2 separate regions of the Homo sapiens genome follow, and region 1 is linked to region 2. Evidence: chromatin loops called from intact Hi-C (ENCODE). Cell type or tissue: K562. All regions are shown on one strand. Links, peaks and the distances in the headings refer to the core of each region. The heading gives the core; the rest is flanking DNA. Region 1 has its middle 20 kb from the start of BSDC1. Region 2 overlaps COL16A1 (collagen type XVI alpha 1 chain).

Region 1 (2,905 bases), core at 142-2,641, 750 kb after region 2:
GGCACGGTGGCTCATGCCTGTAATCTCAGCACTTTGGGAGGCTGAGGTGAGTGGATTGCTTGAGCCCAGGAGCTCGAGACCAGCTTGGGCAACACAGTGAAATCCCATCTCTACAAAAAGTACAAAAATTTGCCAGGGATGATGGTGCGTGCCTGTAGTCCCAACTACTTGGGAGGCTGATATGGGAGGATCACTTGAGCTCGGGAGGTTGAGGCTGTAATGAGTGAGCCATGATTGCACCACTGCATTCCCGCCTAGGTGACAGAGTGAGACCCTGTCTCAAAAAAAATAAAAAAGTGGGAACTTGGTAGGCCGTTCATAAGCAGTTGTTTCCAAAGATTTCTGTAGGTCTCACCACTCTGTTTTCATGTCAACCCTGTTGCTTACTGGTAACCCTTCCTCCTTTGTATTTGATGGGTAACTGTTGATACAGGAGTTAAGAAGAAATTACTTAGGCAGATAGTAAGGGGATGGGAGTCCTTGGTAAGTCTTCTCTTTTTAATGAAAAGCAGCCCCAAATCATTTTCTAACAAAGAGCAGCCTGAAAGCTGGGCGCTTGCACAGGTGAATGCAGGCAGGAACTAAGGACTAGACATGTTCAAGATGATGGCTCCATCCTCCCTTTTCTGCCAGCCATGGGTACTGTAAAGGAGTGGATAAGATAGTGCTGATCAACTGGAAAGTCCATTTGCATAAGAAGATTAAGGTGAGGTGACCAGTCTTCCCTGTGCCCTATGTAAACCCATACCTGATCGAACCAATCTGTGAGCCCTACATAAATCAGACACCACGACCTCAAACTGTATATAAAACTCAGCTTATTTGCCACCAGCCAGTCCTTTTCCACTTGGTCATTTTCTGCTAGGTTCCTTCTGCTTGGAGACCCCTTCCTCTGTGCAGGAAGCTGTTTCTCTCTCTTTTCTTCTACCTATTAAACTTCTGCTCCTAAACTCCTTGTGTTTGTCTGTGTCCTAAATTTTTTGGCCCACAACAAAGAACCCAAGGGTATATACCCCAGAAAACGAAGCTGCTTCATAATGGGGGCCTGTCTGGGATACCAAAGTACAACATTCATCGAAACAGTGAGTAAAGGAGTGGACTCCAACTCTGTCTTTTCATTCTGAGGCTCTCAGTCTCCATTTTAGACCTTTCTTGAAGGACAGCCATGGTGTGGCGCTGGAAGAAGTCCTGAGGCAACTGAGGGCTTCTGGCTGGGGCTACCCCCCGGTGTTATCCAAAGGCTTCTGGACTGACCCCTGCTTCCAACCACCCCAGTGGGGTGTCGGCACCAGGATCTCCAACTTTCCTTCATAATTTCCTCCTTCCTTGACCACATTTGTCATATCTCTTATCCTCTCTGTGTATGCAGTGTGCAGGAAGTTTTACACTTCAGGGAAGTAATCTTGTTTGGCAAGATCAGGGAATGTCATAGTAACTGGGGATATAGCTCAGGGGAAGGTGTCTTTGTGATTTTCTAGGAACAGAGGGTTCCTCCCCAACAGTGAGCATGTGTCTCTGCGCTTGGTCTGGCGAGCACGGCATTTCCAGGTCTCTCTCTGTCCTTGGTCTGGAGAACATATGGCATGTCAATGTCACTCTGTCCTTGGTCTAGAGAGCACATGGCGTTTCAAGGTAAACAGCGCCACCTAGTGGAATAGGGATCCTCTCCATGAGGCACATTGTCCTTCACTGAAACACCCTAGCCTCCCAATTCTCTCCCCTTTTTGTGCCTCTCTACTAAAAACCAGGCTTCACGCTACTTCTGTAAATGGGAAAACTCTGCCTTCAACAATTAGGGGTAAAATATCCTCCAAAACCAAATTTTAGTGTCAATACTGTCCCATCAACAGTAAAAGGGCCATTCAATACCTACATTCTTTTAAGGCACCTATTCTGCCTCCAATTAGAGTGGTACTTAATTGGTAAGGGGATTTTAAGTTCAGAAGTTAACGAGAACCATTCTCTAAGGGTAAACGCTTCAGTATGGGCCATAATAGCAGGATATAGAGTTCAATTTAGCACTCCCACTCCATTAAAGGGTCCTTGCCCAACTATTACATAGCTTTTCTTGGGATCCAATTTTTGGGGAGCCAGGTAGATCACACAAATCCAGGAAGTCAAAGGGAAATCACAGGCAGAGGACTAGAGTCACTTGGGTGAGCGTGACTAGCCCCAATCGCTTAGTTCTTCTGGTTCCATGGCTGGAGGTCACGCCTGCAACCATGGGTGGCATGTTCAACAAGGTGCTGGGACCAAGGAACCACGGAGGGAAAACATCAGGGGGACACCCCCACTGTCTTCGTCTCCACCCTGGGTCACACCAAAAGGAAGGAGACTAAAAGGATGCCTTTTTCTCACTTCTCTTTCTAGATGGGTACCATCTTCAGCCTGCACTCCCCTGGAATGCATTCTGAAGCACTGGGACTCCTTTCACCCTGAAACTTTAAAGAAAAAGTGGCTCATTTTCTTTTGCACAAGGGCATGGCCTTTTTATTAGACCTTTGCAAGTGTTACAAAATTAACCCAGCCCTTTTAGCAATCACATTTGGCATGACCAAAGAGAATAATGCCCCCAAATTAGAGAAGCAACTTCTGGGGGATCCATCTGAGGATCTCCCTTATTTGGGGCCCTTTCAAGTTCCCTTCTCATTACAGGACCTTAGGCAAATAAAGAGAGACTTAGGCCAATTTTCTGACAACCCCAATAGGTATATAGAAGCTTTCCAAAATGTAACTTAGGTATTTGACCTCTCATGGAGGGGTGTTATGCTTCTCCTAAGCCAAACCCTAACCACAGCTGAGAGCCAGCCAGCTCTGTAGGCAGCAGAGAAATTTGGAGATGAGGAATATGTCTCCCATAGTAGGCCTAAAAGGAAAAGAGAAAATACGAAAGGCAAAAAAAAAA
Region 2 (2,905 bases), core at 188-2,687:
GGTCCCGGTGGCCCAGGGGAGCCAGGCAGGCCTGATGGGCCTCGAATCCCTTCGCTGCCCTGGAAACCAGCGCCGCCCCCCCCCCCCGCCCCACAATAAAGTCAGCAGGGCTTTGCCCCACCCATGGAGACCAGGCCCTGGGTCAAGGGTCCTGGTGACTGCTGGAAACAGGACAGCTGGCTTCTGGGCCCAATCTGTCCCTGTCTAACTGCATATGTGCCACACGTCGCCTCCCCAGGAGGATCTGTCTTCATCTGCAAAGCATCCCCTTTCCTTGCTGCCCCATGAGGAAGGGACAGGGCATCTTCTCCAGTGCTGACCCAGGGGCTGGCATGGCAGGGGCTCAGTAGCATGTGCTGAACTGAAAGCACAGCTTCAATCCACTGTGAAAGCTGCCTGTTGTATTCTACTCCATCAGACCCCCTGCCTCCTCCCCACCTACCTCCCTACCTTTCCCCCCATCCCAGCAGACATGGGCCCGGGCTGCACAGAGGCCTCAACAGCGCACGCAGCACCATGTGGGCTCTGATTCCCCAAGATGAAAAAGTGGGTGCCCCTGTCCTCAAGGAGCTCACAGTCCAGTGAGGGTCATGGGCCCAACACAACCAGGGGCAATACAACAGTCTAAGTGTTCTGTGTGGAAAGGGGCTCAGGGAGCTCAGGAGCGGGGAGCAGTTCCCTCTGGCTGGGGATCAGGGAAAGTGTCACAGAAGTGTCACCAGATGCTAGACTCTGAGGATGTCTGGGATTGGGCAGGTGGAGGAGAAAAGTGCATGCCAGAGGGAACCTAAGAGAAGGATAAAGACTTGCAAGTGGGCACATGCCTGGCCTGGCCAGGGCATCTGGGGGAGCCTGTGGGATGGGCTGGCAGGCAGAAGAGGCTGGAAGAGTCACCATGATGAGTGGGGGCCCTGAACGCTGTGCTAAACTTTATCGAACAGTCAGTGGTTTTTAAGCTGTACTTCTCAGAGCACTGGGGCTTCTGGGGGAGCCTAGAAGCTGGGGGCATGAAGTGGGGACTGAAGAGAGGGACTCTAGGACCCCCACCGTTGTCTTAGCCAGGGAATCTCCGCTTGTATTTGTTTTATAGATTGAGGTTTTTACATTTGCTTTTATGTGATAAAAAGACTCTGGGACTACAAAATAAAGTCTGAAAACCCCTGCTACAGGCACTGGGGAGCCATTGAATGTTCAAAGCAGAAGAGTGATGAGAACTGATGCATGGATTGGAATGTTTACCAGAAAAGGCGGGGGGAGGCAAGCAGCATAGCGGGGAAGGTGGCTGCATTCTCCCAGTGTGGAGAGGGTGGCTGCCCTGGATCAGTGGCTGTAGGGTGGTCAAGGGAAGGAATCCCGCTAGAGAGACCCAGCAAAGGGGAAAATGAACTCGGGGGCTCTGTAATGCCACCAGCCACCAGGAGGGGTCAGCAGAGCCCCAACCAATGTTGGCCCCCACTGGCAGTTGGGATGAAGAACCACTGGCCAGAGGTTTGGGATTCTCTGCAATGACCAGCCTAAGGAGAGCAGGGGCTGCCACTCAGGTCCTGGGGAGGGGAAGGAAGGGGAAGGGGAAGGGGAAGGGGAAGGGGAAGGGGAAGGGGGCTAGCAACCACCACTGTCCCAAGCATGGCTGATCAGCATGGGCTCTGGGGAGGTAGTGAGGTGCCCGGGTCCTCCTGGAGCTGGGAAGGAAGTCTCAGCTCTGCTGCTAACACCACTGTGTGCCTCTGGGCTGCCCCAAGCCTTGTGGGTGTCAGTTTCCTCACCTGCACAGTGAGACGTTCATGCGTGTGCTCTCAGGGGAAAGAGGCTCTCCACAAGGCTCAGGGGAAAGAGGCTCCCACCTGTCCCTCTGAACCCAGGTCCCCCGACCCCAAGCTCAGAAGTCAATCTTCGGGCTTCTTACACCACCCACTCAGCACATCTAGGGAGCCCAGAGGTTGGGCCGAGACAGGGATGTCAGCCCCAAGCCAAGGCAGAGCCATGTCTCCAGCATTTATCAAGCCAAAGTCAAGAGCAGCCAGCATAGGAGCTCCGCCAACTGCTGCTCCCCCAACCCTTGTCACCAGGCAGGACACGGGCCACCCCTGCCCTCTCTGGGCCCTTGGGGACAACTGGAGCACGGCTACCCAGGAGGAGCCCATTCCCCTTCCACGTTGGTGTCCTCCTTCAGGACGTGCTTCCCCCTTCTCTCAGCTCCTCGCTCATCCTCCCGCCCAGGAGACGAAGGTGGCCTGGGCTGCCTATCACATTCTACTCCTCCATCAGACCCCCTGCCTCCTCCCCACCTACCTCCCTGCCTTTCCCCCCATCACAGCAGACAAGGGCCTGGGCTGCACAGAGGCCGCAGGCATCCTGGGCCAAGCAGACATCCCGAGGAGCCCACTGGTCCACTGCAAGCCCTGTCGGCCTCCAGTAGTCACTGGGCCCATCCTGGAGGCCTCTTTTCCCAGCCTCAGTGCAACTGGGTCAGTCTTGGAATTTCCTGAAAGCCTGATGCTAGGGGTGGGACAGGGGCATGGGAGCTGCATGGCTCAGATCTGTGACTTTGCCAACCCAGGGTCCTGCTCACCTTCTCTGCTTGAGGGCCAGGTGGGCCAGGTGATCCAACTTTGCCTGGGAATCCAGGGGGACCCTGTATCAACAAAGGGGCAGGCAGGAATGAAAGTGGGGCTGGAGGGGGAGCTCCCCTTCTTTATTCTTCCTGTGCATGATGCACTGTTGTTAATGCAATTCATTTTGACTTCCTAGAAGCACCACTTGGGAGCATTACGTCTGCCTGGCCTGCTGGGCTGGGGCCCACACAAGAGGCTGGGCTCTCCAGGTCCTGGTTCCTGGAATCAGGCCTGGCCACCCAGGCCGTTCTCCCCTGCCTCTCCCCTCTTCTCCCCAGGACCATCCTACC

The links. Hi-C counts contacts between places; a loop is a spot of excess contacts. Peaks named below come from ENCODE experiments on the same cell type or tissue, not always from the same donor. Only the 100,000 strongest peaks of a DNase experiment are listed, where the experiment ranks them.
Region 1: a loop joins it to region 2, with 11 times the contacts of the local background. A loop is called at or near these places in 9 of 110 quality-filtered maps.

What each region holds. Positions count from the first base shown.
Region 1 is chr1:32,412,493-32,415,397 of GRCh38, forward strand. No RefSeq gene overlaps it. Among named protein-coding and RNA genes, the nearest start is that of BSDC1, 20 kb to the left of the region's middle. In K562, for the core only: a CTCF peak has its summit at 1,641 (motif pointing left); a DNase peak (open chromatin) is centred at 1,609.
Region 2 is chr1:31,662,600-31,665,504 of GRCh38, forward strand. COL16A1 (collagen type XVI alpha 1 chain) reads right to left here. Exons shown (of 71, transcript NM_001856.4): 56 at 2,573-2,635; 57 at 1-59. Among named protein-coding and RNA genes, the nearest start is that of PEF1, 19 kb to the left of the region's middle. In K562, for the core only: a CTCF peak has its summit at 1,417 (motif pointing right); a DNase peak (open chromatin) is centred at 1,442; H3K27me3 peaks cover 915 bases.